4 separate regions of the Mus musculus genome follow, and all the other regions are linked to region 3. The links are chromatin loops, found by intact Hi-C in ENCODE. Cell type or tissue: heart. All regions are shown on one strand.

The links. A loop is a pair of places that touch in the nucleus more often than their neighbours do. Peaks named below come from ENCODE experiments on the same cell type or tissue, not always from the same donor. Only the 100,000 strongest peaks of a DNase experiment are listed, where the experiment ranks them.
Region 1: a loop joins it to region 3, with 4 times the contacts of the local background. A loop is called at or near these places in 4 of 42 quality-filtered maps.
Region 2: a loop joins it to region 3, with 4 times the contacts of the local background. A loop is called at or near these places in 13 of 42 quality-filtered maps.
Region 4: it touches region 3 in a loop (3-fold over the local background); 13 of 42 quality-filtered maps call a loop at or near these places.

The regions. Positions count from the first base shown.
Region 1 is chr9:101,076,451-101,084,450 of GRCm38, reverse strand. All of the region lies in intron 1 of Msl2 (MSL complex subunit 2), which reads right to left. Among named protein-coding and RNA genes, the nearest start is that of Msl2, 5.7 kb to the right of the region's middle. In heart, a CTCF peak has its summit at 4,276; no DNase peak of the experiment used is centred here; H3K4me3 peaks cover 2,820 bases; H3K27ac peaks cover 510 bases.
Region 2 is chr9:101,195,131-101,203,130 of GRCm38, reverse strand. The region is part of intron 2 of Ppp2r3a (protein phosphatase 2, regulatory subunit B'', alpha); the gene reads left to right. Among named protein-coding and RNA genes, the nearest start is that of Gm24338, 24 kb to the left of the region's middle. In heart, CTCF peaks have their summits at 4,739 and 7,820; a DNase peak (open chromatin) is centred at 2,330; H3K4me3 peaks cover 3,629 bases; H3K27ac peaks cover 4,988 bases.
Region 3 is chr9:101,247,236-101,255,235 of GRCm38, reverse strand. It overlaps Ppp2r3a (protein phosphatase 2, regulatory subunit B'', alpha), which reads left to right and starts at 3,404. Exons shown (of 14, transcript NM_001161362.3): 1 at 3,404-3,574. In heart, a CTCF peak has its summit at 3,783; DNase peaks (open chromatin) are centred at 3,395 and 3,705; H3K4me3 peaks cover 2,304 bases; H3K27ac peaks cover 2,028 bases.
Region 4 is chr9:101,178,136-101,186,135 of GRCm38, reverse strand. It overlaps Ppp2r3a (protein phosphatase 2, regulatory subunit B'', alpha), which reads left to right. Exons shown (of 14, transcript NM_001161362.3): 4 at 100-203; 5 at 5,699-5,801. Among named protein-coding and RNA genes, the nearest start is that of Gm24338, 41 kb to the left of the region's middle. In heart, a CTCF peak has its summit at 4,007 (motif pointing left); DNase peaks (open chromatin) are centred at 3,965 and 5,725.

The DNA of each region.
Region 1 (8,000 bases), 170 kb after region 3:
TCTCATTTGTAATCAAGATGGTCTCAAACTTGAACTCTCCTGCCTCAGCCTCCTAAAGAGCTGGAATTACACACATGTGACACCAGACTGGGTTTCAAATTTCAGTTCTAATAAGCTTCATTTTACAATAAAACAAAAAAATTAAATGCTTTGTCCAGACCACTAGAGCAGATTGTCTCATGCAGCCATACTTGATAGTACTTTGGACACAAAAATCTTCACTAAGCTGCTACAGCAGTAACCCAAAGATCTTCCTGCCAACAGCTGAAGGGCAAATTTTGACCAAAGGTTTTTCACCAAGAAAAAATAACCTGGCATTTCCCTAAATATATAGGCACTAATATATACACAATGATACTCAGAGACAGCCCATACTAACAACTGACTATGAAGACTGGGAAATGCATCAGATGGAGTCACCCATCTGGTCTCCTCTAATTCTAGACTTCTGTATTATACATGGCCAGAAGCCCAAATTTCTACACCAGCCATGTTCTACTTCAAAGGAAGTGTTCAGCAAAATTCCTAAATTAAAAAATTCTTTGCAAGAGCAGAAGAGGGGAGACAGGTGGACTAAGAGAAGGCTCAGCAGTTAAGAGTGCTTCCTGGTCTTCCCAGATGGCCGCTTTGTTCCCAGCACCCACGTCAGTGGCACACAACCTGTAACTCCAGCTCTAGGGGAGCTGACTCCCTTCTCTGGCCTCCTCGGGTACTTACCCATGTACAGTGTGCACATATACATATATACAACACAGAGACAGATCTTAAAAACATGTTAGGCCGGGCAGTGGTAGCACAGGCCTTTAATCCCAGTACTTGGGAGGCAGAGGCCAGCCTGGTCTACAGAATGAGTTCCAGGACAGCCAGGGCTACACAGAGAAACCCTGTCTGGAAAAAAACAAAACAAAACACAACACAACAACAATAAAAAAAAGAATTAACAACTTTAAAAAATTAAAGAACCCTCTTTAAGTTGAAAGCTTTCACCTTTTCACTTAAAAGAAATCTTTCTAATGCTTCTCTTAGAAAATTCTAAATTGCTAGTCACTCCTCTAATCATTTATTAAGTAAAATAAGGGCTATATGAACACAAGCATCATGGTGTAAATCTTGCATACTGAGTTTAATAATCAAGACCTCTGGCTAGGGAGTAGTGGCGCACGCCTTTAATCCCACTTGGGAGACAGAGGCAGGCAGATTTCTGAGTTCGAGGCCAGCCTGGTCTACAGAGTGCATTCCAGGACAGTCAGGGCTTGCAGAGAAACCCTGTCTTAAAAAAAAAAAAAACTAAATACAATAGAGTGGGTAGCATATACAAAGTATATACATAAAAGCATATACAAAGTATCTAAAAGGTTTATCCAGAATAGAAGAAAGAGCAGGACAGAACAAAGACCAACTTAATGTTTATAAATTAGTGTTTTTTCAGAATTTTCCTTTGATATTTTTAGGCCATGGTTGACTGCAAGTAATTGAAATTGTGCAAAGTACCAACTACAAATAGGAAAGATGTAATACTTGAGGTATTTATATGCTCTTGTTCACAATAACCAAGAGGCAGAAGCAATCCAAATGCCCATCTATGGAACAATGGAAAACAAATACATGTATATACAGAATTATTCCTCAGCCTTATAGTGGAAATTCTGTCACATGATATAACATGGAGAAACCTAAGGACATAAATAATGCCAAGTAAAATAAGCCAGACACAAAAAAGATAAATAATATCATCCATTTCTATTAAGCATACATACAGTGCAGTCAAGTGTACCCACACAAAGCTAATAAGATGGCTTAGCATTTAAAGACACATTGCTGCCAAGCCTGAAGATCTGAGTTTGATTCCCTAGGATCCACATGGTTGAGAGAACCATAAGTGTGTGCACATAAACACATATACAAAATAAATGTTTAAAATTTGTTTTATAAAAGCAAAGTAGAACTGAGGAAATGGATCAGTCAGTTAAGTGCTTGCTGTGCCAACATCATGACCTGAGTTTATTCTTCAGAACCCAAAGAAAAAGCTGGGCCCACCTATCATCTCAGGGCTAGAGAGGTATACAACAGGACCCCTTAGGCTTACTGCCCAGTGAGCCAGCCTAGCTGAGACAGACAGACAGACAGACAGACAGACAGACAGAGAGAACTTATTGATTTCATTTCCTTTTTGTGATGCTAGAAAGCCAAGCCCAGGGTGCACATGCTAATAAGTAAGCCTTCTACCAGACTCTACAGGCTGCACTGAGGCTATGAAGCCCAGACTATAGTCTCCAATGCTGAGTCCTTCTGTTCCACCTCCCAAGAACTGGAATTAAAGTCATGTGCCATCAGACTCAAAGAGAATAACATACTAATTATAAAAAGGACTAACGTTTAAGAAAAAGGATAAATGTAAAACCTTAAATTAATAATATTGAGGACCGGAGAGATGGCTCAGAGATTAAGAGCACTGACTGGCCTTCCAGAGGTTCTGAGTTCAAATCCCAACCATCTGTAATGGGGTCCAATGACCTCTTCTGGTGTGTATAAAGAGAACCACAGTGTACTTACATACATAAAATAAACAAATCTTTAAAAAAAAGACTGTGCAAGCTAAAATTTAAAAACAAATAATACATATACAACTAATTACTCAGATGGCCTTTAATTTAGCTTCTCTCTAAAAGAAAAAAAGTATAAAGTAAGTCACACATGAATCAGAAGTCCCCTGGTATTTACAAATTAGGTTTTTTTTAATATTTATTTATTTATTATATGTAAGTACACTGTAGCTGTCTTCAGACACACCAGAAGAGAGCATCAGATTTTGTTATGGATGGTTGTGAGCCACCATGTGGTTGGTGCTAGAGAGATGGCTCAGCGGTTAAGAGTGCCGACTGCTCTTCCAAAGGTCCTGAGTTCAAATCCCAGCAACAAATACTTTTTAATAGCAGTCAGATACAGAGGTACAGTGGTGACTAAACCAAGTAAAAATAAGACTCCGCCCATGGGGGAGCCACCCACCTCCCAGCACCATGTAATAGGAGCACCACATAATATGCAGGACTATGAAGAGATGGCAAGTATACAGGGATATTGAGATGGCTCAACAGCTATTAACAATTGCATACAAGGTTGGCAACTTAAAATTCAATCCCCCAGACCCACATAAAGATGAAGAGAACCAACTCCAGAAAGCTGTCCTCCAAACTCCATGCCTATACATCATGCACATACACACATATTGCACTCACACTAATAAAACATTTTTAAGGATTAATTTATGTATGCACATGAGTGTTCTATGTGCATGTATACCTGTATGACAGAAAAGAACATCAGACCCCCCCCCTCTTTTTTTAAATGTGATTGTGAGCCACCATGTGGTTGATGGGATTGAATTCAGGACCTATGGAAGAGCAACCAGTGCTATTAACTGCTAAGCCATCTCTCCAGCCCACTAATAAACATTTTTTAAAGTCAGTACATTTTAAAGTCCTTAACATACAAAACAACAAACAATACTGGTCACTATGTCCATACTATTTCAGTGGAAAATATTAATCTCCAATCCAGGCCCTGCCTACTTATTAACAATTATAATACCTAAAAGGCAAGCCTAAACCACTTTGTTTCTAGACTCATTAAAGTACCAGGATAATATTTATATTCCAAAGTACAAATCTGACCATATTATTTTATAGGACTTCAAATATCTCCCACAATAACTTCAAGTTCTAACAGTCTAATCTGTTTATCAAATGTATACCACTTGAAGACTGACAAGTTTACAAAAACCTTAAATCCATACAGCTGGTGTATCAATTCTCAGACCAACAAAAGAAACCCAACTACCTGACAATGCCAAGCTAACATTAAAAATAAGACCTTAGTACTGACACTTAAAAACAGTACTCAATTACTGTTCCAGCCACTCCCTGTGATCTGGAAATAACAGCAATTCTCTGCAGCGCTGCCACCTCATTCATTAGAGATGTCAGACTCTTGAAATATACAAAGTAACTGAAAAACAAACAGTGACATTGTTAACACTTCAAAAAAACAAATCTGCAATCCAGTGACTGTTCCACATTTAACAAGTGACCTGACTGTTACAGGCTCTTTTTCATCATGGGATATGAAGCACCCTGGGGCTGGAGAGTGGGGCTGGAGAGTGGGGCTGGAGAGTGGGGCTGGAGCGATTGCTCAGTTAGCGCACTGGTTCAGTTACTACCATCCACATGGCAGCTCTCAACTGTCTGTAACTCCAGTTCCAAAAGATCCAACACTCTCTTGTGGCCTCAACAGGCACTGCATGCACACAGTACAGATATATAAACTAGCATACATACTAGTGATACACATACAAAAGATAAATAAAATCTCAAACAAACAAACAAAAAACAACCTTTGTAAGTGAGATATCGAGCATCCAGTATGTGCCAGTCCAAGACTTTCAGTAGATAGATTTGCTCCTGTAAGTTTAAAATGTTTCAAGACAGGACTAAAGAAAAAACTAAGCAGATAACAACACTCATATGGCAGCTCATAACCATCTGTTAACTTCAATTGCAAGACATCTGGCAACACCTTCTGGACTCTAAGAGCACATATTAGGTATACACACGCATGCACACACATACACACACATGAGTGCAGCCAAAACATTAACACACATAAAATAATTTTTTTTTAATTTTTTTTCTTTTAAGACACTACAGCTAAGTACAGTGGCACACTGCATTTAATCCCAACACTCTCAAGGTAGAGGCAGGCAGACTGTTGTGAGAGGCCAGCCTTAACTACACAGAAATTCCAGACCAGCCAGGACTAGTGAGGCCTTCTCTCAAATTAAAAAGAAGAAGAAAGCCCACCATAGGAGCTGAAGAGATAGCTATCCAGTTAAAAACACCTGCTACTAGCAGGCGGTGGTGGTACCTGACTTCAATTCCAACAACTGGAAGGCAAAGGCAGGCCAGCCTGGTCTATAAACCCAGTTCCAGGACAGCTAGGGCTACACACACAGAGAAAACCTGTCTTAAACAAACAAGCAAGCAAGCACCTGCCACTTTTACAAGGAACGGGGATTAAGTTCCTAGCACAAACTAAAACTCCAGTTCCACGGGTTCCAAGACCCTCTTCTGACCTCCTAGGGCACCTGTGTGCCCCTGGGGCACATAGGCACTCAGGCTTATTATTATTTCAAAAAGTAATAATAAGCCCACAAATAACTACATTTAAGGAAAAAACAGATAAAGGAAACTAACTAGAGCAAATTTTAAAGCAACTTGTGTTCAGTAGTACAATGGTTTAAATAAAAATGGATACCACAGGTTCATAGGGAGTGGAATATTTTGAAAGGATAAAGACTTGAGGTCTTGTTGGAGTAGGTGTGGACTTGCTGGAGCAGAAGTTTATCACCAAGGGAAAGCTTTGAGGTTTTAGAAGCTCAAGCTTGCCATGCGTGTGTTTGTGTGTGCCTCTCTCTTTTTCTCTCCTCTCTCTGTCTCTCTGTCTCTGTCTCTCTTTCCCTCTCTCTCTCCTTGTGGTACCTACAGATCCAAATACAGAAGCCTCTGGCCTCCTTCTCTAGCACCATGTCTGTTTGCCAGGCCACCATGCTTCCTGCCTTAACACTTATGTGCTACACCTCTGACCCAGTAAGGCAGGCCCAGCTAAATGTTTCCCTTTGTAAGAGCTGCCATGGTCATGGTGCCCTAACTAAGACAAGTAGCGCGAGAGAGCGCGAACATTGGGCTTTTCCCCTCCCTCCTTGGGCAGAAAAGAGTGAAAGGAGCAGCACAAAATGCACAACAAACAGTTTTCCCCCCAGAGACATACATACAGCAGGTCCTAAGATAACTATCAAATCTGAGTTGAAAGGAACTATAACATAGCCTAACAACTACAACGAAGAGTTATAGAGGTAGAGTGAGCAAGGAACATTCACAGAAGGGAACAAATTGAGTTTTAGGACCTTTACAGAAAGTGAGCATTATCTTAAGGCAAGAGAAACTTTAGGGAAGCCAGGCCCTACGGATGCAGGACTCTAGTGGCAAGTATTCACAAGGCTGAGGAGTGACGGTCACTAGTTTAAGGACCTAGTTCAAGCTAGTCAACTATACATGTATATGATATGCACAAGGTCCCATGGTATATGATATGCACAAGGTCCCATGTTCAAGCCCCAGAAAGTGGGGAAGAAACATAAGGAAGAAAAATATAAATAACATGCTTAAAAAGGTAAAAACAAAATAAAAACATCTATTTTATTGTGGAATATTGACCACAAATACAACATCCTATTTACAGCACCAGGACAGAATTAAATTTAATTTTCACATATTTATTATTTTCATGAAATAAAACTGCACATGAATATTATTAGTGAGCTTGTTTTTGACCTTAAAAAAAATTATAGGATTGCACCTGGCACAAAAATAAGCAGTGCTAGAGCTGAATAAAAATAATTTCTCCTTCTCTTCATAATCATGGGCTTGTGGGGTATGGGGGAAAAACTTAGACCAGTATCTCTTATTATCAAAATGTCATGAAAGGCCACCCAATTTTAAGTAAAACCCACAAACCTTTTCCATAATATGAAAGGAAAGGAGACAAGAGCCAAAGAGAATAATCACTAAGTTAAACAGTCATAAAATCAATTGTGTTGCCAAGACTTGAGTATTAAATAGGCTTCTTATGTGGAACTTCAGGGCCAATGAGATAGTTCAGCAGTTAAGAGCACAAACTGTTCTTCAGGAGACCAGGGCTTGACTCCCAGCACCTACATGGCAGCTCATAATAGGAACTCCATTCCCAGGGGATACAACTCTCTTCTGACCTCCTCAGGCACAGCACACACAGTGTATACACACACACACAGACAAAACAGCCAAACACATAAAAGTAATCTTTTTAATGTGACTTTATATTTAATGTCTTTTTTAAATCCATGTTTAAATTATTAAGGCCATGCTTAGTTAAACCATCTCTGAATAATTTAAAATCCCACCTGGCGTGGTGGAACACACCAAGAATCCTTGCACTGAGAAGACTGAGGCAGGATCTTCATCAGTTTGAAGTCAGCCTAGTATATGTAGTGAGACATGTCTCGGAAAAATAAAAGAAAGAGAGAGAGAGAGAGAGAGATAGAATATAGTGTAGAGCAGGATGCTTATCTGGCCCTTGAAAGCCCTGGGCTGCCCACTCAGCGATGCAAAAAGCAAAGGTTTTCAAGTTCCAAGCACCGTCCACAATCACCATTTTCTAGCAGAGCTAAGACCTGCCCATCTGGTAAAGAGGGTTAACATATTTTCAAGTGTTAGCTGAAAATGCCTTTACTAAGTACAACTGTCTACAGAATAATATGGCCATGACCTTACTGACCTGTCTGTCCCCTACTTTACCACTTCAACAAACCTACTGATCCTCCTCAAAAACAAAGGGGGAGGCATGTCAGGGAGAAGTTGGGCCACACCAGAGCCTCAAGCTTACACGCTCTGTAAGTGAACTCAGAGGCAGGGCCCTGATTTTGATGACCAGCGCCACTAAAAAATTAAAAATGAGACTGCAAGAGAGAATACCATTAAACCAAGCAAATTCTCAGTCCACTCCCCTTGGCTTTATCTAAACTGAAAGCAAACTAACAGCACCTAGCCCTAAAGCCCTCACTTCACACACCAAGACGCTGAGGCCTAAGGCAGCGGTTTAGTCATCTGCTCTGAGCGACTGCTTCCCTGTAAGTACTGTGTGTTAGTCGTCAAGGCAAGTGCTTAATCACTTGGTTGCTTAAACGCTTACGAAATTAAGTACCTAACCAGGAAAAACCCAATCTCCACCCTTTTGGCACCCCTCAGAGTCCGGCCCTGAGCTATACAAAAATGATGGATGAATCCTGAATACCATTTCTATGGCTCAGCCATTACTATCTCCACTTCAAGGGCCTCAATGTCTAAATTGTGACTGAACAGAGAGTCTGGGTTAACAAAGCCTCCAACACAGTAAGTGGAGAACATCAT
Region 2 (8,000 bases), 52 kb after region 3:
AGAGATAAGGATGAGTCTCCTCTCACAGATGTACTTTTAAAGACCATAGTGCTTTGACACATATTTCACAGCATGGTGCTTGTAATCATTAGTATATTCTTGACCAACTCCAGCCTTCTGTTTTGATGCATATGAACTTAACTCTCATTTCAAATTCCTGAGATCATATTATCCCCTGAGTTCTTATATGTAGTTAATGGTTGATGGGTGAGGGAAAAACATTTTTGCAGTGGTTATAGCTACTGATAATGTGCTCATACACCTATAAACAAGTTTTAAGGCTTGATGTGGTGGTACACACCTATAATCCCAGCATTCTGTAGATAGAGGCTGGCAGATCCCTATTAGTTCAAGGTCAGCCTGGTTTGCATAGTAAGTTCCAGGCCAGCCAGAGCTACACAGTGAATCCCTATAGCAAAAAAAAATTTTTTAATTAAAAAAAAAAATTAGCCATACTGCCTCCTCTCTACCTCCTTCCTTCCCTCCTGCATCTGTTTAATGTGTCAATGAAATGAAAATCTTCTCTTTCCTTTGTTGGTGGTGGAGTTTTATTTGTTTTGAGATAGGGTCTTGTCAAACTGCCCAGGCTTTGAACTTGTGATCTCTTGCTTCAGCCTCCTGGTAGCTAGAACTACAAGTATGTGCTACCATGTCCAAGTTGATTTAGAATATTCATTTTTTTCCAAAAGAGCCAACTTCCTTTTGTTAGTCAACATTATAGTGCTGATATATCACAACCTCCTCTCTACTATGTAACTTATTTCCTCTTGGTGTCTTCTTAGCAAAATCCTTTTGACTTTATTGTCTTTCTGCAACTGCTTCCAACACTACAACATGGATTCTCAACAACTAGGCTCCCTGTCCTTGTAGTGTTGTGTTTCTATTACTCATGTTTGTCCAGTCTTCTTTGCTGCTTGGATTATCCCAACTGCCTTCCTAACTGGAAGTTCTTGGCTGATGTTATCTTGGTCTCCATAACCACATTCAGCTGAGACTGGTGAGTGATTGTAAATGACCCTGTGCGCAGAACAAGAGCTTGACTTACTTGGCATAACACATTGTTGATGAGCAATAAACACTATTTTGATGTAGGGGGCTGGTTGGTTGGTCTTAGTGTTTGTGTGTGTGTGTGTGTGTGTGTGTGTGTGTGTGTGTGTGTGTGTGTGTGTGTGTTTTCTTTTTCCAGTCCTGAGAATTTTCCAGTTCAAGACTTTGTGCATTCTAGGTAAGCACTCTAACATTAAGGCACAGCTACGCCCCTAGCATAACATACTGCATTAATACATAAATCAAAATAAGTGATTTAGTTTTCCACTTAATTGTCAATTTTTTTTAAGCAACCCTTCTTAAAACATTGCCCAGAGCTGACTCTTTCCAAAGATAATTAAGGTTATATATCACTGCCTTCATTTTATAAGAGAGAAGGCCAGATAATTATAAGATTTAGAAAATTGTTTTCAAAACAATTGAGTTTCAGACTAAGCCTTACAGAATGAATTCTAGAGGAGGAAATGTATTGGCCTCACATATAATTTTATGCCACTTTTCCTGACTTACCTTCCATTGGAGCACATCTTCTTTCTCCAAACTTAGTACTGCTCTCCTGGGTTCCATAGATGCTTTTATGACATAAGAAGGGAGAGTCTTTTCTTGTTTGAGATACTGAAGGCCTCATTTTTAGGGTCTTAGCAGTAAGGTCATCCTCTCCTACATATGCCTCTGCCAAGAAACCCACAAAGCCCCCGCTCAGGAACTTGTCATTTCATATATCTTCCTCTAGTGGCTCTCAGCCACCACCCTTCAATACAGTTCCTCAGTGCTCACTCCCAACCATACAGTTATTTCTGTTGCTACTTCATGACTGTAATTTTGCTACTGTTATGAATCATAAATGTAAACATCTGTGTTTTCATTTCAGATGTGAAAGGGTCATTTGACTCCCAAAGGGGTCACGGCCTACAGATTGAGAACCTCTGCTCTAGAATAAGCTTTTTTTTTTCCTTTTTTTGGGGGGGGGGGGGCAAAAGAGATAATCTTTCTGAATTTGAGGTTATCTCTCAATACCTTATAATAGCCCAAAAGTAAAAACAGCTCAAGTGTCCAAACAATGGAACAAAATACTGGTACATGCTACCTCATGTGAGGCCTTGAAACATACACAGAGAAAGAAGCCCGTCACAAAATTATCCTTCATACACAGGCATGCTTATTCTGGAGGAATGGTCCACAGGAAAGGAATTCCAGTCTTGGCAGCCAGATCTCAGAATAGCAGCTGTAAATAAACCCCAGGGAGCCTCACAACAGAAGGCGTTAGTTGGTCTCCTGTGTGATTGTTGCCCTGGAGACTCTCAGTGTGCACAGTGCACACAGGACTACCTGTGTCTTCAGAGGAAAGAACGCAGGTTATAGAGCCTGCTGGCGTCTGTAATGAGGTGTGCTTAGACTCGATCTTTCCCAGTAAGGAGGAGGCCACACTAAAAACAATGTGTTTAGCTTCTGTAGATCAGCTGTGCTCCTTGTAAGTCAGGTTCTCAAATCCTTACCATCAGTAACTTATTGCTACAACCAGCCCTTTACTACACCCTTAAGGGCCCTGACCTTGTGCCCTTTGATTTTTTTAATTTTTTAAAACTGTTTTATAAATGAAAAATTAGAAATTATTTCATCATGAGAAAACATACATAAATGTTTCCTTAAGAGCAACAAAGTAAGTCTTCCTTGGGAGCTTTGAGCAGCATTTGTTTTTTGGTGTGTGTTGGGGAGGGAGGGCAGAGGCTGTCTCATCATGTAGACATAGCTGGCCCAGAACTCAAAGAGGCATGCCTCTGCCTCACAAGTACTGAGTTTAAAGGCATTCAGCACCACACTTCACCAGAGTTTGGACTTTTAACCATTGTTCTGACCTTAAAACTTAAGAAATATACAAGAATTAAATGAAATATGTAAATATTTCTTGTCCTTTTGTCCAATTCACCATTGTCCTAGGAAGCAAAGTAAGAGAGCTAAGAAGCTACTTCACTGTCATCTCTGTTTTCATGGCCAGCACAGCATCTGGCACGTAGTGACCATAAAAATACTTGAATGGTGAGTGACTTAAAGTTAAACTTGCCCTGGAGAGTTTAGATACCACTGGATAATAATTAATTCATAAAATTTTACAAATATTAGCTATTTCACCTGAATGTGATTAAGTCTGACAATCAGTAGAGAAGCATTTACATATGGAAATGTATATCTTAAATATTTTAATTTTTACATTTATTTATTATATATGCATATATATACTTTTATGGTTTTAGTTTTGTTCTTTATGGTGTTTTATATTTTCTAGAAATAAAAAAATAAATCCTGATTGGTGAGATTAATTAAGAATAAATAGTGAAATATAAATATGCATAAGAGAATACTTTGGTAATTTGCTCATAAATATTAAAGTGAGGACAATATTTTATATATGGTAAAATTATGGAATATGTTTATTTCTTTAACGTCCCTCAAAGGAAAAAGTCTCATAAGCTCAGAGTGTTCTGTTTGATCATCTTTTGTGCCCTTGTTTGGTAAAAATTCCATTCATCCATATGTATCTGATATTTCTTTGCTCAGATGTTAAGTTGTTCACTTTCTTAAAAACACTTTTGAAGGTAAATTTTCAAACTATATAATCATTTCAAAGGCTAAAATACCCTGCATTTAAAACTAATAATATTTTTGTAAATTATCATATAAAAATGACTATTTCTGTCATATTTTGAGTGAAGAGATTAGGGGAATATGGAATAATTGCTTCCCCTTCTGATAATAATTAAAAAGCTATTCTTGAAATAATTCTTTTACATTTGAAGTTCAGTTTATTCTGTTTTGTTTTTTTAAACAATATCAAGTAGACAAAAGACAAAAATGCCCCACATACTCTTTTTCACCCTGGTTTGAGGATAAAGTATTTGATCAGCACCGTTCTCAGTTACAGAAGTTAGCATTATCTGAGAAGTTGCTATTCTTAGGTCCAACTGTAATGTTTCTAATTGTGGTGCTAGGAGTAGTGAGTGCTTTCTTTCCCAGAAGGCTCTGCATTCTCAACACGTACAGGTCAATTTCACATAACGCTACCACAAGAAGCAATAGGCCCTTTTGCAGGCTGTTTCTAACTGGAATATTATGAGCAGACGTTGCGAGTCACAGGCTGTATTTGGAAACCAGCTGCATGTCAGGACAAGCATGGATTGTGGTCCCAGGAGGCTGAGAGAATACAATGATTAAATATAATTTATTTGTGAGATAAGAAGAAAAAAGTATCTTTCTACTGACAAGACTGACACTGTCTTCGGAAGTGAGCTGCCCGCTTGGAAAGTAAACATTCACTTTCCAAAGATGATGATCAAGGAAACGTCCTTGCGAAGGGACCCGGATTTAAGGGGAGAGTTAGCTTTCCTAGCAAGGGGCTGCGATTTTGTTCTCCCATCACGGTTTAAGAAGAGGCTGAAGTCATTTCAGCAGACACAGGTTTGAAACTTGGGTGTTTCTTTTAAATGTTTTAATTACTAATACAACCCCCCCCCCCAGTAAACTAACACACAAATAATTTTATTACTCTCTTGTATCTTGATATTAGGTCAAGGAATTAATCTGTGTTCGCTATTCAGCTATTTACAGAAAGCTATTTGTAGAGGGATTCCAGCTGGTTTAAAAATAGAGCTTCTGGACCCGGAGTACAGTACTCACATTTTTATCCTGTAGGGAGGAATCCTGTTTTGCAGACAATAAATACAACTTACTAAATATTTATCAAGCATAGTAGAAAGCAAGAATTCCTGTAGAAAACTTATTTTTTTAAGTTTAAATCAGTAGATTTTATTACGATAATTATGAATGTTTGTCTGAAAGAATATGGATCTTGACATTTGTAAAAGCAGAGTATTTTTACTATATTTATTAGTGTGTGTATGATGTATGTGAGCACACATGTCATAACATACATGTAGAAATCAGAGAACAACTTTACAAAGTCAGTTCTTTCTTCCCCCTTTATGTAGGCCCTGGGGATCAAACTCTGGTCACCAGGAGTGTGTGGCAAATGCCTTTATCCACTGAACCATCTTAGCAGTTTCCATTTTTATATGGCAACAACTGTGTGTGTCTGCAGTACACTGTGGATGTGTAGACAATGAAGCATAACAATTTCTTCTAAATTTTAAATAAATGCCATCCTCTAGCAAGCTGATACTGATTGCAGCCTTCGATGACTAGTCTCTGCTACACTGCTTACTATCTTAGGGCCAGTGTCTATCTCACCACATAGGTTGCCTAACGTGGAATACAATACAAAAAAAAAGGGAGAAGGGACTATATAAATGCTAACTATCCAAATTCCAGCAAGGAGCCATAATTTTATAGTTATTCTGACCCAGAAAAACTTCAAATTTGGGGGGTGAGGTATATGACATTTCTTTTCTTTCTGTGTGTCAGAATGGTCAAATATTGGAAATATTATAATGACAATAGCAGTGGCTGTTCAGACTGACTACGTAATGCACTGATGCTGAAAAACTGAAGTAGATAATTGAGATACTTTTCCCAATGTATTCTTTTTTTTATTACTAGTCCTATACTGGACCAAAACAGCTTTAGTTTAAAATGAAGATATGTCAAGCCTGTTGGCAAATCAAGCAAAAAAAAAAATTACAATTTTTTAAAATCTATGTTTATAAAATCAGTTTTATTATACTACTTTAAGGTTTAAATTATGTGTCTTCTATTAACACAACTGCAAGCATATTAATAGAGCTGAAAGTTCAGAATAAATGCATTCTTTTTATATTATTTTTCCTTATTAACCAATGAATTAATAAATACTGTCTTATTAGTCATTTGCTTTGTATGAAGAAGTATACACACAGAAACGAGAACAGTAGGTTGTCAAGTGTTTGCCCATTCAGTTAACTTTGGCAGTGTTTGTTCTAAATGTGTTCATCTGTCAGCACAAATGCAGTGAACATTGAAGATCTTGCTCTAGAACTCAGCTTGTGTCCATACCCACTAGTACCAGTGGTCCTATTCTAATGCCATAATTGCCCTGAAATTAAACCTAACTTCCCTGCATAGCATACTGTGAAAATATTTTCAAGAAACAGAATTTTGATGATTGTATACTTACAGTCTCACAACCCTTTTTCTGCACAAAATAACACCACCTAGGCAGAGCCCCTGAAGAGCCGCCCTGTGTCAGTTTTAAGAATACTCTGTGGAGCTGCCGACTCATACGACTGTGCAGTGCTATTTGCAGATTTAGCATTAAGGCAAAGAAATGTTTTTCAAAGCAGATTATCACTTTGCTAGATCAAGAGAGGTTTATTAAACTTTAGATTGCTTTACAAATGGACATGATTATTTATTTTGAATCTAAAGGACTTTGCCAAATTCTGCATTGTTTGTAATCTCTTGAGAACCCCACTGTTTGGCTTTGTCACTTGTTGCCTTTCACAAGGACAAATGTGCTCAGCTCTGCTTGGAACCCTTTATCTCTGTTGCGTTCTGTTATTTCCTTTAGTGCCCACAATCTTCCAAAGACTGGGGATTATGATTTCTGTTTATTGCTGAAATTCTGAAAGACTGGGGAATGCTCCTGAGGTTCCCGACTAGTGAGCCCTCTCTGTTTACTGCTGTGGTTTATGTTCACTGCCCCCGTTTTCCTCTATGCTATTCCTTTCTTGACTATGGTTTATATGAGATCACTGTTTAGAGTAATTTTGAAAAGAAAGAACATTTGAATAATACTTTGTGTTCACAGTAAATTAAACAACAACTTAGGTCTGTGAAGGTAGCTTAGTGGCAGAGAACCTGCCTACCATCCACCAGTTCTGGGTGAGACTTCTAGCCGCCCCTCCCCCCCCAAAAAACCCCTAACTACTCAATAGCTGTGTTTATCTTTCATATTTTATGTAGCATCTAATTCATTGCCATGCTCATGACTCTTGTTAATTTAGAACCCTGCAAAACTTCATGAAATCCTTTATTATTTTTTTTCTGCTAGGAATCTCAGAACTGAATTTATTCTTCATTGGTTTAAAAAAAAAAAAAAAAAAAAGCTCCTAAAAAGCAGAGCCTATGGGGTTGGCAAGATGGGTCAGCAATTAGGGACTCTTGCTGCTCTTAGGGAGGACTTGAGAGATTGCCATCATCGACATAAGCTCATAACCACCTACCTAGAACTCCAGACCCTGTAGATCAGAAGCCCTCTTCTAACCTCCACTGCACCAGACATGTACGTGGTGCACAGACACACAAGAAGGCAAACACTCGTATCTGAATGGTGCTAGGCCTCCCTTGACCCTTTCCCTGATCCTGAGTAATATCTCTCCACTGCCTCCCCATTTCTCTTCACACTGTGCCTTCCACTGTCCCATGAAGTACACCACAAGTACTTTGGGGGAAAAGGAAAGATATAAACTATAAATTAACATTTACTTAACTGTAAAGACTGATTAAGATGAAATTAGTGACCCTGGTTCTTGCCTATTACAGTATACCAAAAATGAGTTAAATTTATATCTTAGAGAAAACACCCCGCTATCTTAGGGGAAGGAGCAAACAAACCAGAAGGTTTTTTTCTAAATATTTGTCAAGTGCTGGTAGTAATTCTACTTTGACAAAGTCAAACTAGAAAAAAACTAAAATATCCCATATCCCAAATACATTTCAATGTATATTTTCTTTTTAAAGAAGGAGTCTCATGAAGCCCAGGCTGAACTCCGACTTGCTAGATAGCAGAGGATGACCTATATAGCTCCTGACCCTCCTACCTTCCAAGTATTGGAACTACAAGCTTGTACCACCACAACAGGTTTTATTCAGGACTTGGCATTGAACCCACTGCCTTGTGGATGGTAGTCAAGTACTCTACCCACTGAGCTACATCCCCAGCCCCTAACTGTATATATTTTAGAAGGCCCTATGGTCACCACTATACCACCAATACAGACATTAGTTGTATAATTTTAAAGAAT
Region 3 (8,000 bases):
AATTTTTTTTCAAAGTGGGGTTTTACCATATAGCTTAGACTGGCCTCAAGTCTACTATGTAGTCCAGAATGGCCTCAAACTCACAGTAATTGCCCTGCCTCCCCTTCCTGATTGCTGGGATAAAAGGAGTGCACCACTATGCCCAAATTTTTTTTTTCGTTTTGAGACATTGTTTCTATGTAGTCCATCCTGACCTAGAACTCACAATACTCCAGGCTCCATCTCAGAAGCCATAAGGTGACAGTCTGCCACCTCAACATATTTTATCTCAAACGTTATAGTCTTCATCTATACAAGTGTGTTTTGGATGTTTTCTGTCTCTAACTTTTTGAACATTTTGATTATAGAGCAACTGTTTTTACGTCTCTGTCTGCTAATTCTGGTGGCTAAGACAGTTTTTTTGATATGGTCTGACTGGTTGGTTTTCTCAATATATATTATATTTTCCTGTCTGACCAGGCTTCTTGTCTACCAATTCATGGGAAATAAAGGTAATAAACACTACAGCGGTGTAGTCAGTGAAAGATGGAACGTGGGAAGCAACCCAGAACAAAGCATCCATCTCTTTACCACAGAAAGGACAAAGAGCTGTCAGGATGGCCAGAAGGTTGAGTGGATACTGCTCTTGTAGAGGACCAGAGTTTGGTTCCCAGGGACCACACCGGATGCTCAACACTACCTGTAACTTTAGCTTTGGGTGAGATGATTCTCTCTTCCTGACTCTTTGAACACTCGCCTCCACATGCACATTCCCACCCACAGACATCTATATCTACCATACCTGAAAGTCATTAAGATAAATCTTAAGGTTCAAGGAATGAAGAACATTTAAGAGACTAATCCAATGCTGGGTCTGGAAGTTTGGTTCTATGTAGAGTACTTGCCTAGCTAGCATGCACAAGGCCCTGGGTTCAATACCCAGCACTGATAGATAAGCATATAAGTAAAAATTTCTAATTTTTTTTTAAAGAGGGAGAATAGCCAAATGCATTGGGAGGACTTTGCCTGAGTCTTCCATTGTAGAAATAGCTCTTATAAAACATGTGTGGAAAGTTTGAATACCACATCATATATTAAGAAACTGTACATCTTTAGAAATCATTAATTGAAATAGATTCCTTAGTAATTTTGTGATTGTATTTTAAAGTAGGTCTTACCAGTTAATGATGCAGAGTGAAATATTTACAGGTGAAATAATACTCTGAATATGAGTTTCTTCAAAATAACCCAGAGAAGCAAAGAAAACATACAGATGGAACAAATTAGCCAAAGAGTAATAATTGTTAAATTTGAGTGAAAGTGCACAACATTTCTTGTTCTTTCTATTTCTGAATTTTTTACTCTGTATGTTTGCAACAAAACCATACGATATTTGACATTATTCTTGCTGTATATTTTTTCATCATAAAGTTGTTCAGATGTCCCCTTCCCTGAGAAAATGTATACCATTTTCTCTCCCTACCACAAAAGAACTCTGTTCAAGACTATTCCTCTATTATGATAACAAATTTCTCATTTATTCTCAAATATTTCTTTATTTCTTGACTATGCACAAAGACTGTACATTCTATCCATAACACCTTCCTTAGAGACTGGAGTTCAATAACTGTGATAAGTTGGTAATTCACTAAGATAGAGGATGGTTCTATTGTATTGAATCAAATTTCCAGGCATGAAATTGTGTCCTTTTCTGGAACAGGGGTTTTATTTATTTACTTCCTACTTATTGAGACAGATTCTCATGCAGCCCAGGCTAGCTGACTTGTTATGACCCGTAGCCAGCCTTGAACTTCTAATCTTCTAGAATTGCAGGCATGCTCCTCCACACCCAGGAGGGATTATGTCCTTTTCATTCCAGTGGACTGTGTAAGTAAATGGAGGGCAAAGGCCCCACAGGAGTCCAAAGGTAAAGGCAGGGGGTAAGGTGTTGAAGTTCTGTGATTCTCTGTGTACTTCCTGTCCTTACCATCAAAAACTGTTCTGTGACCTTTGTCACTTCTTTGTGTCTTGCCCTTCCTTCTTCACAGGATTGTTCTGACACAAAAGAAGATATTCAACGCGGTATGGTGAAGGACTTTTAAAATAGGAAAGTATAAAGTTGGGTGTGTGATGGTTTTTCTTCTTTCAAGACAACGAAGACCACATTCTAGCTATTAAAAAGATTAACTTGGTGAAATGACTCAGGATGTAGAGCCTGTTTGAGGCAATTTTATATACATTTTTCTTTTAAAAATAAAAATATATTTCTTATAATCAACCTTACACATAGCTACAGAATGTGAAATTGTATACATTTTGTATGCACCATCTATACCTAAATGTATGTACACATCACATATGATTTCACATGTACACATAAGGCACTCTGTAAGCAACTGTTGTTTTGCTAAGAAATGTTGACAGAAAGGAAGAGATAAAACACGTACGCAGAGCCTGTTCTCACAGTTTGCCTAATGCCTGGCTCTTTAAAGTCTTATCTACATCTGGTTCTTCACCTCTACGTGACCAAATGTCACGTACTGTTCCTTCCCCTGACTGGCTTGCTTGTTTTACCTATGTGCTTACATAATGATTGATTGACTTTTTAATTTAGAATTGAACTGCATTATTTTTATTGTTTAGCTGTGGTACTCATGTAGCCCAGGTTGGCCTCAAAGTAGCAGCAATGTCACCAAAGTTCAAACACTTGGAACTTCTTGTTCTCTATCTAGCCTCCTCCACCTCTGCAGAGCTTTGCAGACATACATTACCTCTCCCAGTTTATGTGGTTTTATCCTCGTTTACTATACCAACGGGGTTACATCCCTAGCCCAGTCAGCCCATTTATTTCCCACTTTTAGTAAAAGCAAACCTCGCTTATTATTTTAGCTAGGGTCAAAGCTTAAGAAATCAAAATTGCAAATGTTTCAGAACACTCCATTAAGTTGTGCATTTGTTTTACATAGCTTTGTTTATTTAACAATTTTTATTCTGTTAACAATTCGCTTAAAATAAATAAATAAATAAACTCTTCGTTCAAAATTCACACAACTTGGGTTGAGCGAATAGGAGCATGCTGGTGTGGGCCACAGTAAGAGTGTAGACTGTAGTCAGATGGGATAGCCTCCCGGAAGAGCAGGACAGTTATCGAAGAGGACAGTAAGAAGGGTAATAAAAATAATGACGGCCATCATAAAGTGTATACTCTTAACATGAAATTCAGTCCCCAAATAGTGCGAATAGCCTTCTCCATTACACTAAGTAAATCACAGCGGCGGCCGAGGCGACGGCTCTCGCAGTGCCCCTCAGGGCCCCCTTTCGGAGGAAGGAGAGTGGGAGGAACCCAGCACGGCCAGGTGGGCGGGGCCGGGGCCGAGGGGGCGTGTCTGGTGGGCGGGCCTGTGGCGCTAGTGGGCGGGGCTGTGGCGCTGGCGGGCAGCTAAGCTGCTGGGCGGCTGGGCGGGGCGCGCTCAGGCCTCGGCTCCTCACGCGCGGCGTAAGCGGCCCAGACCCCGCGCTGCGGGAAGCCGGGGTGGCGTGTGCGCGTCGCCTGCGAGCCGAGGCAGCCGCGGGAGGAGGAGCAGCGGGCACTGAGGTAGGCGCACAGACGCGGGGCCTTAGGCCGGTTCTCCTTGGGAGCCCCCGGCCCTCCACGGGCTGGCGAGGCCGAGGGGCGGCGCACAGAGACCGGGGCGGGCGGGGCCGGGGGCGGGGTCTGGCCTGGCCGCAGGGGCCGCGCGCGGTGAAGGGACTCCTGGTGGAGCGCAGGCACGCCACGCCAGAGGACTCCCGGGGCTGGCGGCCGTGGAGAACGGTGGCCCGGGAGCTCCGCGGAGGAGGCCAGGGGGCCGGATGGCCGGCGCCTCCCACCTCGCGGGACGCCCGGGCCGGGAACTCGTTAACAGGAAAGCTTGGCAGGGCAGCAAATGCCAAGGTTCTGGAAGAACTGAGAGTCACGTCGTTAGGCGCTGAGGCTTTATTTTCCTTCCCCGCCCCCTGCCCGGCCTCGGCCCGACTTGGCCAAAGAAGGATGTGTCACCAGTTCGGGGCTGCGGGCGGGATCCCAGCCACTCTGGGCACAGGGGCACCTGAAACAAAGGTATCGGGCGACCGAGTGGCTGAGCTGCGAGCACCTCAGCCGGTCCCACGGTCGCGCCGGCCGGGCTGCAGGCTTGAGGGGCGTTCTCCTTGGGGACCGCTCGATGGAAACCAGCTGGCCCGGCTTGGAGTTGATGTTGCATCGGAACTGTGTTGTGCTCACATTATTTCCATTCCTCCCACTCTGATAAAGCCTAGGGAAATTTTATCCCGCTTGATGGTCTGCAGATGCAGAGGGGGGAGGACAAATTGCTGTTTGTAAATTATAAGGTATTTTCTTTGTAGAAAATAGTTTAAGAACATAGAATAAATGCTTGAACACGTAAGCGGAGAGGATGATTTGTAGTGCCTTTCAAAATTGGAAAAGAGTTCCTCCACGGATCTTCAGTTATGTACAAAACGTCCCCCGCCTCTTTGGTGCCAGGCATTTTTCTTTGTTCTTCCTTAGTGTCTGGCCTCAGTTTCTTGTAAACAGAGCATCAAGCACAGGGACCCTAAGAATTGCCATACTAGGTCAGAGCATGGGCGTCCAGCTAAGCAGGCAGCAGGCTCGTGTTGTAGTAAACACAGGGCTTTCCTTGGCATCGTTAAAAATTATCTCAGTTTCTTTCACTGGTCTCCATGACGATTACTGAAAGCGTTCTTAAAAATCTGTAGACGGCTCCTGATTTGCATGCAATTTATTCACGTTTATTGCATTCAAAAGGCTGTCTCACCACTTCTGACAAAACTTATGGCATGAGATACTCGTGAGAGGGGAAAAATGGATCTTTTACACAGCCTGGAAAGCTCAGGTCAGGAATACAAAGTTTTGCGGTTCTTTGGGGGTTTGTTTGTTTGATTTTTGTTTTGTTTATACACACACACACACACACACACACACACACACACACACTGGAAAAGTCTATCCCAAGGCCCATGTGGTTGGATTCAATGATAGCTTTAAACACCAACAACCTGAATAGTAGGCAGCTAATGCTTTAACATTCACACATATGATTTGCATATATTAAAAAGTAGCTTAGCATTTTACACAGTGACTATCTGGCTTTATCTTGGTCTAGGTAATCTGGCCTTAAGGTTCTGCTAAAACCTCGTATCCTCCGAGAGAGGAAATTTTGCTTGAGCAGGAAGGGAATAAGGTTGGGCAGTTCTGCAGTACAGACTATTTGAAGGTAATAACTTAAACTTGTCAGCCACACATTTCAGTTCCAGTTGAACAGGGCTCTGTCACCTTTCAACAAGTAACTCAAGTTTTCCGTCTCTGAAGCTCTTCTTGACATCCCCTTAGCTCTGCCTTACACCTCAGCAAAATAACCACAACAGAACCCCGCCAAGTAAGGGGGAGGATGCCTCCCTTTTGAATAGTAGCATCCTCAGTCAGGATCTCTCTTATGTGGTGCTGTTGACATTTTAGATGAGATAATACTTCGTCATGGTAGCCTATCCTGTGCCGTAGGTAGAGGATGGTTAGCCACACTCCTGACTTATAATCCTAGCTGTTAGTAGCACTACACACATAAATAATGGCAATCAAAGCTGTTTCTAGACGTTGCTGGGCATACCCTGAGAAGGACCAAGCTATCCCTGGTTGAAAGCCATTGTCGTAAATGAACGGCTGCTTTAATACCAGGACACTGCATTGTCCTTGTTTGGTTATGTATTGACTCTGCTTTCTTAAGCTTAAGGGCAAGAGAAGTCATTTATTTAATGTGTGACAGCCTGCTCTGCAAACTGTGTGGTAGGTAGGTCATGTCTTGGAATACAAAGGTAAAAGCAACTGATTTGATCTCTGCACTTCTGTTTTTATCATCTAAAGAGGTAATTGGTGTGAACATATGTAATTACACAGTTATGTCATTACAGCAGTGCTAAATTCTGAGAGGAGAAGTACAGGTTTCCTGAGTACCTAAAATGTTAATCTTGACCTAGTCCAGAAACTGAGGAGTGTTCTTCCGTTGGGAAAAGAACATGAGAGACAGAATCAGAAGGATAAACATGGGATTGGTAATTAAAGCTTAGGGGACCCTAAGATGACAAAGAATAGCCCCCCCCCCCAGTCCCCAGGAACCCAGAAGCTAGTGTGGTTGGAACTTGAAAGATTAGGGAGGCAGAATGATAGAAGTAGGGAAGTAAGCAGAGGCTGTCTGCTACTGACTTCTCAGTCCAGCCTACTCACCAGAGCCCACACAAGGAACTTAAAACAGTACTTCTTAAAACAGGCCCTTCTCCAGGTGTATTCAACAACAACATATTTTATTCCAGTCAACATTTTCCCCATGCCTTCTGAGTAGATAACCATTGCTAATAGTTTTGTTTACTATTCTGAACTTTTTTTTTTTTTGATAGTTATCTTGTTTACACAAATGGTGGCACTCCCTTGGGAATTTACCCATTTTGATGTATATGGCCTTTCATGTTATGGCTTCAATATAGATTTATCCATTCCCCTATTGATAGGCATGGAATTGTTTCCAATTTATTGTAAATACCACTGTGAATATGCCAGTTCACATGTGAATGGAATAAATTGATAGCAATGTAGCTGTTGGACCAAATATGTTTGTGAAAGATCAGCTATGGAAAAAATGATTTGAACAAGGTAGCTAAAACATAAAAGGTAACTGAGACCAGGATGATAGCAGTGAGGTGGGAAAGAAGTTCATGTATCTATGAGATGCACTTAGGAGGCATGGTTGATAGGATTTAGAAGAAGATAATGGCACAAATGTTGAGGTAGAGAAATAACTTCCTAGGGTGAATTCCAGGGCACTAGCTTGCCCAAAATGTGAATAGTGGAGTTGCTACAGGAAATAGAAAGCATCATAAGAATAGTTTTGGGGTGGATTTAAATCATAGATCATGTTGGGATGCTAAACGTTCATGTAAATGTGCCATAAAAGCACTTTAGAATTCAGAACCCATAGAAAGCAAGCATGGGACTGGAGGCACTGATGTTTAGGTTTAAGTTGAAGTGTATGGGCGAAAGTAGTCATTGCAGGCGCTGCAAATCAATAGCCTAACTTAGAATCTAGACCATGGATGTTTTAGTTTGCCCAGACAGTGGTTTTATCATTAGTTCTGCATTAGTTGCCAGTATTTTTGGATCTGAAGATTTTTAGAGAGAGAGAAAAAAATGAATGGCAGACTAAACTGGCTTTCTTGTATTGCAGCAGTGATCAGAAGTAAGTCAAAACTGATTCCAAGCAACCACTCCCTAGGGCTTGTGCCTGTCCTGTTTTGCCTCTGCATTGTGTGAGAGTGAGTGCGTGTGTGCATGTATGTGTGCACCCGAGTGGAAGTCGAAGATGACTTTCAGGAGTTGGTGCTCTCCTGGGTGATGCAGGATCTTTGTTGTTTCCCTGTGCCGCCTCCTCTAGGCTTGCTGGCCCATGAGCCTTCTGGTGATGTTTTTCTCTCTCTGTCTTCCATCTGGCTGTCGGAGTGATGGCATTGCAGATGCATGCGGATGCACTGTAGCCTTTGAGAGTCAAACTCGGGCTTGCATACAAGTGCTTTTACCAGCTGAACCAACTTGCTGGCCTAATTCTGTGTGCTCTTGAATATATAATCCTGGTCAAAAGAGAATCATTTTCTTTTTGGTTTTACATCAGAAACACTGAATGATTCAAAAAACAAAACCCCACTACAGCTGGGTGGTGAGGTAGCTGCACAAGTATGAGGGCCTGAGTTTCAATCTCCAGTGTCTATGTAAAAATCTATGCCTAGCAATAGAGTCGCCAGGAATTACAGTGCTGTGACAGAGACAGGAGGATCACTGGAGCTTGCCAGCCACTAGTGTGGCTCCAGGATCAATGAGAAACCCTGTGCACCTTCTCTGGCTTCTCTATATGAACATGGGTGCACACATATGTGTACATATACCACCACTGACACACACACACATACACACACTTAAAAAT
Region 4 (8,000 bases), 69 kb after region 3:
CTATCTACTCTGGCATGACAGGTAATGTCCATGTCTCTTCTGGCCATGCCATCTCTTCCCTTCCCTTAGCTTACTCTGTCTAATTGGTGTTGTTTGCAGGTCTGTGGCTGTCCACTCTATTGGAAAGCCCCCATGTTCAGGGCTGCAGGAGGAGAGAAGACTGGATTTGTGACAGCACAGTCATTCATTGCCATGTGGAAAAAGTAAGTATGTGAGCAGTCATTCTGAGGCTAGCAACAAATTGTGTGGTCCTTATTAATGGTATTTATCCTATTAGCTTATTCATTTTCTTTGTATCTTACACGTACAAGTTCTCTGCACAAGACTTTGTCTTTTATGCCTTTAAATAATTCCAGGTATGATGACACATTCCTGTAATCTTACCACTGGGTAGGCAGAGGCAAGCAGATCTGTGAGTTTGAATCCAGCCTGGTCTACATAGGTATTCCAGGCTAGCCAGGGCTATCTACTAAGACCCTGTCTCAAGAACAGGGCTAGAGAGATGGCTGAGAAGTTGATAGCACTGCTGATCTTAGGGGCAATGACCTTAGGGTGATTCCTAGCATCCACATGACTGAGCCTTCTGTATCTCTAGTTCTTGCCTCCTCAGGTACCAGGCATGCATGTGGTACATACAAACAGAACACCAGTACACATAATTTTTTTCTAGTTTTTAATACTGTATCTTTAAACAGTAAAGCAAATCTGCCGAAATACTTTTAAATAGCTATTTTTGGCAGTTTTTTTTCTTGGTTTTACCTATAAAAGTAAAGAGTAAGCATTTAAATCCAATAGTAATGATAGAAGTAAATAAAGATTCTCTTTGAAGGGCAGAACCATGTGTATCACAAGAAAAGCATTCCTGCAGGCTAGAGAGGTGATTCTATGGATAAGAGTGCAAATATGAGGACTTAAGTTCAAATCCCTAGCACCCACATAAAAATCCAGGAATGGTTGTATGTACCTGTAACCCAAGCATGAGACACAGAAACAGAGATAGCAGGATCTCATTTGCCACCCAGTCTTATGGAAACTTCAGGTTCAGTGACAGATGCTGCTTTAAATGAATAAAGAGTTGTAAAGAGGTAGAAAGTGCATGTCCTCTGGCCAGCACAGCACACATGCACTGTGCCTGCACATCCCTGTGAGTGCACTGTTCTCTCCTCCCCACCCCAACACACATACACACACACTCCAGAATAAATTTTAAAAAGAAAAATATACATACAGTCTTAAATATCCAATGGAAAATTGTATCGAGTTGATTTATCAAAATCCTTGCATTCTTACAGAATATAGATATATGGCTTTTCTACATGGGGGTTCTCTGTGTAGCTGCCCTGGCTGTCATGGAGCCGTCTTTGTAGACCAAGCAGGCCTGGGATTCACAAAGATCTACCTACCTCTGTCTTATGTAACACAGGCTGGGCTCATACTCACTAGTGATGACTCAGACCTTCTGACCTTCCTGCTTCCATTTCTCACGTTGAGGACTTGACAGGTGTGTGTTACTACGACACCAGGTGGGTGCAGGGCTGAGGACTGACTCCAAGGCTTTGTACATGCTGGCAAACACTCCATCAGCAGAGCTGTGTTTTGTTCCCTAGGTGTTATTTCTTAAAACACTACATAGGAGAGTCGGTTCTCAACCTTTCTAATGTTGTGACCTTTGAATACAGTTCTTTGAGTTTTGTTGACCTCCAGTCATAAAATTATTTCAGTGCTATGTCATAACTTATTTTGCTACTGTTATGAACCATAATATAAATATCTAATATGCAGGATATCTAATATGTGACTTCCACAAGCACACAAAGTAGTCCTGACCCACAGACTAAGAACTGCTAATTTAGGAGCTTAGAGCCAGTGACTTAGTTAGGGTTTCTACTGCTGTGATGAAACACCATAACTAAAAAGCAATTTGGGGAGGAAAGGTCCATACTGCTATTCATCATAGAAGGAAGTTAAGAACTCAAGCAGGGCAGGAACCTGGGGACAGGAGCTAATGCAGAGACCGTGGAGGGGTACTCCTTACTGGCTTGCTCTCCATGGATTGCTCAATCTGCTTTCTGATAGAACCCAGGACCACCAGCCTAGGAATGGAACCACCCACAGTGGGCTGGGCCTTACATGGAAAATGCCTTACAGCTGGACCTTGTGGAGTCCTCTTCTCCATCAAGGTTCCCTCCTTTCAGATGACTCTAGTTTCTGTGTCTAACATAAGTCTAGCCAGCACAGTCAATCTCCCCTTTTAACTAATAAGCCTTCTTTGTACATATTCTTCTTGCTTTTTCTGGCCTACATACCTTTCCTCCTAGTAAAATGGAAATACTATTTACTTACTATTTAAAACACACACATAATATCAGTAGAATTAAACTTAGAGGATCCTTCTAATTCCTTCATACTCCTCAAAGGATCTTAGTTGTGATATTTGAAAACAAATGATTAATAAATGCATTCCTGGTCTTAAAATTTCCAACAGTAAATCACATTCTTTATTGTATTAGGACTGAAGTGGTAAGGGTATGCAAGACACTATCAGTTAGTATACTTCTTTACAGAACTCCACCCAAGCCAAAGGTTACAAGTACTTCCTATTGTCCCAGTGTATTTCTGGATTGGTTCTGAGTTGTTCAGATACCAAGGAATTGAAGAGCCTTAGGGGAATCTACACCAACTGGACAACACTACAGCGAGAGGAAAAGTAAGAGACTTCTTCAAAGCTAGTGGTGCACATCTTGAGTCCCAGCACTTGGGAGGCAGAGGCAGGCGAATTTCTGAGTTCCAGGCCATCCTGGTCTACAGAGTGAGTTCCAGGACAGCCGGGGCTATACAGAGAAACCCTGTCTCTAACCCCTCCCCCCCAAAAAACCAGAAGTAGCACAAAGAAAGGAAAGACAAAAAAAAAGTACTAATGAGCAGCATGCACTGACAGAGGAAAAAGCATTTGCCCTTGGGGTGGTTTTTTTCTTATTTAATAAAATTATTTTGAGAATTTTATACATGAGTACTATATTTATATCATTTCTACCCTGCCTCCCAACTTCTCCCTTGGTAGTCTCCAAATCTAGAACACGGAACAGGAAAAGATCCTAAGGCCTGAATAGTAGGAACCCCCATCACAGTCTACATAACACGTCCCAGGCCAGCCAGGGCTATAGACAGACTTTCATAAAAACAGACAAACATCACAGAGAACTCAGCTTCGTCTACTCCTTTCCCAGTAGCAAAATCAGAATTTGAACTGAGAATTTTGGGTTTAATTAGAATATAAAACCAGTAAAAACCAGTAGTAAGATTTAAGAATTTAAATTTATAGATGATTGGGCTTCTTCAACTCTCTTCCTTTCTTCTTTCAACTATCTATCCAGGTAGATGCCTGGCCCTGAGAAGTCCTCATCTGTAACATGAACTAGAATGTAAAGGGTTAAATAACCCACATGGCCCTTGTCAGAGGCCTCTTTAGTCAGTGAGCTCAGTATTGTTAGCCAAAAACTACCTAGCAGTCTAGGAAAAAGGCAAGATGTGAGTGTTGATTAAGAGCAAACTGTAAACAAACTGGAGATTAAAAATAAATAGGAAACAGTCTAGCAGAAGAGATATCATATCTAAACAGAATCTGTTGATATTATATTTTTAATATTCCAGGACAGCATGAGTAACGGAGGCTGACTATAGCAAAGCACAACTTGTGTCTAGTTAGATTTACATGTTTACTGGGAAAGTCGCAGCCAGCTTTTAATTGAGACTGTCTCTGAGAGGGTAGACAGAGCAGCACAGCAGTAATGGCCCCCGCAGTCACATCCATCCATTGAAATGAGCTGCCATCTCTGAGGGAAAGCAACTTCTGCAGAAGAGTAAAGGAACAGAAAGTCATGATGGGCAAGTCTGCAGAAACTGCTCACCAAGGGAGTTACAGGGCACCAGCAGCATTCCAATCCCTCGGTGGGAAAGTCCTACTGAATGAGTGTACACTGTCAGTTACTAAAATGGTGTGGGCGCCCTCTAGTGGGACCTCCTCTTAAATGCCATTTAAAAGTCAGATTCTGTAAGGCAGGCTCAAGGGTGAGTATTTAGGAACACTGAGTGAGTGAATGATGGTTTGAGTTACCATCCCTAGGAATGGGATTTGAGTTTTTGAAGTTTTTTGTGATTTTCACCCTTCATAGCAAGCAGTTTGAGTATTTTATATAAAATGTTTAAGCCAAGCATAAGGGTTCATGCCTGTAATCCCCGCACTTTGAAAGCTGATGTAAGAAGATTGCTATGAATTCCTGCATAGTGTGGGCTGCAATATAAGATACCATATTTTAAGACCAAAAAGTATTCAAGCACAAAGAATAACTAGAAGGTGATAATATAGAATTACAATATTTTGACATAGACACATGCATCCTGGCTTACTCTGTTAGTGAGAGCTGTATAGAATTTGAAGTTGAATAGTGAAGTCCTAAGCATAAGGAAATCATTTCCCTGCTGTCAGAGTGCCTTTGGGCTGGATTTAGAACAAGCACCTTAAATTCTCCCCTCCTCTTACGAGCTCTGCACTGGGTGTTGCCCAGACGCTGTAATGACTCTCTCACCAGGCATCTGTGCATGCGGCCCTCCTCACCACAACACTTCTTTCTTTCCTATTTTTCTCTGCTGGAAATCTCACGGGCCTGCTCTGTGCTTTCATGACAGCTGTACTCATTACTCAATACCGCAGTGGTTCCACAGTCGTATGATTCTGTTGGAAACCAAACACTGAACTGTACATTCCTTATAGGGAATAAAACTATCTCATTTTCTTTTATCCAAACCCATTCAAGGCCAGATAAAATACCTGACATACAGTTTGCATTCAATAATCAATTTGATTAATGAAGGAAAATCAGAAAATCTGGAGTTAATAATTAGATATAGATGATAAGAAAAAATTAAATGACCCCAAAGTTTCAAACCCAGAAAACAAAGTCTGAGTAGCACCCTTTTCCCTATTGTTATTGTTCTGGGTTTTGTTTTCAAGACACGGTTTCTGTCCTGGAACTAGCTGTCCTGGAACTAGTTCTGTAGTCCAGGCTGGCCTCAAACTCACCAAGATTGCCCTAGTTCTGCCTCCCAAGTGTTGGCATTAAAGTCATGTGCCACCTCTGCCTGGCTTAGCACCACCATTTTTACAAAAACTAACAAACATAAAAAACAAAGTCCAGGAAAAAGTAGTTGTTTTGCTTTTTCAGTGCTTTGACTTTTCTGTCAGGGTCTATGGAACTATGGTTGGAGGTGAGGAATTCTAGAAAGTCAGAACACGTGACAGAGGGCTTCGTCCCGAAGCTTGTTCTTTAAAAGTCAGAGTTTAAAGCCCCGTGAGGCTTAACTGAATGAGCCTTCTCCCTAATAACACATTTACCTTTATCAGTTAGTTTCACCCCATGGTCTCGGTCTCAAAAACATCCCAGAAGAAAAGTTCACCATCCTGTAATTGACACTCCTTTGACAAAAACCAGAAGCATGGAAGCCATGGTCAGGGGTAACAGTAGTAGGGGACTTGCACAAAGCTTACCCTTTAATTCCCAGCACTGAAAATGAAAAGACAAAGAACATTTGATTCTTAATCTAAATAGCACCCAAGTCAGCCTAAAATTACCAGCCTGTAAGTGTGTAGTCATTGTATGTTCTGAGCACCAGATCTTCCTAACCAGTGTTTCTTTTGTAGGTTGCTAAGTAACCGTCATGACGATGCTGCCAAGTTCATCTGGCTTCTGGCAAAGCCCAGCTGCAGCTATCTAGAACAAGAGGATTTTATCCCTTTACTTCAGGTGATATTTTTTTTTGTACCTTTTAAAAATGGAATTTATTTTTGGAGTATGAAAGGGGGTTTTTTGTTTGTTTCTTTGGCTGGTTGTTTCTGAAATTTTTTGTTTGTTAATAACGGCGTCTTACTGTATAGCCAGTGCTAACATCAAACTCTTAATCCCAAATGCTAGGATTAAGGTATATACCACCATATACCTTATGGTGATTTTTTTTCATTTTAAAGTATATCTATACTTGTAAAGTATAACTATAATTTTTCATTTTAAAGTGTAACTATGCAACTGAGCTACATACATCTAGAAGCCAGATTGTTAAGAATGGTTTTCAAATTGTTTTAGTAGTAAAAAAATCTTGTTAGATGGAATCTAAAACAAAACTCAGTATAAAATGGACAAAGCAGGGCTGTTTCCACTGTATCCAGCCTCCTCCCTAGCCAGTCGCGGTAAGCATGGAGCATCTCAGGAAACTGTAGAATTTAACATCAGCCATCGTTAAGAACCTAGCAGGAACTGATAGTATTTGGAAGAGATAAAATCAGTTTTCTTAATGGAGTGATCCTGGGTGTATCAACAGTTCTCCAGGGCAAACCTCATTGGAAGAGTTTGGAAGAGTTGGCCAACATAAAATGAACTAGGTTGCGAGGGGGGTAGGGGGACCAGGACGGGATGTTTTCTTGTTGTTTGTTTCTAAGAATGAGAAAAACAAAGTTGAGGATCAAAGTTGAGAAAGAATATAATCAAAATAATGTTGTATGGAAATCTTTAAAGAATCTGGTCAGAAACAAGAAAAGGCTATGAAATAATCAGAATAACTGTCACGAACTCTGTAGTCTGGGAGTTCGGTGAATCCTGACTCTTTGGTTTACGCACATATCTAAATGGCTCTCTGATTTCCCACTAAGATCTATTTGTAACAGAAGATTAGAATAGGAAAAAGAGCTGTGCATGATGGTGCTTGCTCGTGCCTGCCTGTAATCCTAGCACTGGAGACAGCAAGAGGATATAACCTACACTATTAAAATACCAAGAGCTGTCTCAAGAAACCAGTGGATGAATGATGAAATAAGAGAATGGAAACTTGAATCAATTATACTGAGGTTTGCAAGGACAGTTGCCACTAGCCCATAAAGGTAGGCAGGAGCACAGTAAAAAGAAAGCATGTGTAGGCGAGAAAAACAAGACACAAAGCCTGCGTATCAGAGCTTTCCAGCCTAGGAATCATTTAAGTTAAGGGCAGTAGGCCTTATTACTACCCCGGATTTCAGGGAGATTAGTGATTTATGCTATCTCCATAGCTCTCTATTTACTCATCCAGGGAACACAATTGTTTGGGACAATTTGCACTGATGGAACCAAATAAATGAAAACAACAGGACACTTCTCATTTTTTCTTTTCTGCTTCAGCAATGTTAAAACCTGTTGTTTTCAAATATGTTTTCTACATGTAGAAAAGATATGTCTCAGATCTTTATGAATAAATCTCAGAACTGTGTGTTTTGAGATGGAGCATTGGCCCAATGGTTAAAAGCAAAGTTGCTCTTGCAGAGAACTCAGATTCTATTACCAACATCCACATGGCAGCTTTACCATCCTCTTGTGGCCTCTGTGTTCACCAGGCATGTGGTGCACAGATAAACATGCAGGCAAAACACTTATATGCATAAAATAAATCCAAATTTTTTTAAAGAAGTTTTTATTTTCTGTCACTTACTTGAGTTTTTTATATTAGCCCTTATTTGCCAGTCTGGAAGAAAATATTAATTTTCCTAAGGTTCCCTCAGCATGGAGCTGTGCCCCAGATCTGAAACTGGGGGTCATTACTGAACTAACAGCAATCCATGGCCAGAAGATCTTTCAAATCCAGAGGTTTTTAGCTTTTTCTGTAAAATGATTCAGTCCCAAAATCTATCCTTTTAAGTGTGTGTTTGTGTGTGCAGATGTGCGTGTCTCCATGTCTGCATGTGTGTTGTATGTATACTCTGTATTCACTGAAGCTTGAGAAAGACATCCTGCCTCAAACACTCCCCACCTTACTTATTCCTTTCAGACAGGATCTCTCATTAAACCTGAGCTCAGCTACTAGCCAGCAAGCTCCACAGATCCTGCTATCTTTGTCACTAATAAGACTGGCAAAGATGTTTAACAAGGATGCAAATTTAAATAGGAGTGTGTTCAAGAGTTGAATTGGAAATACACTAACTA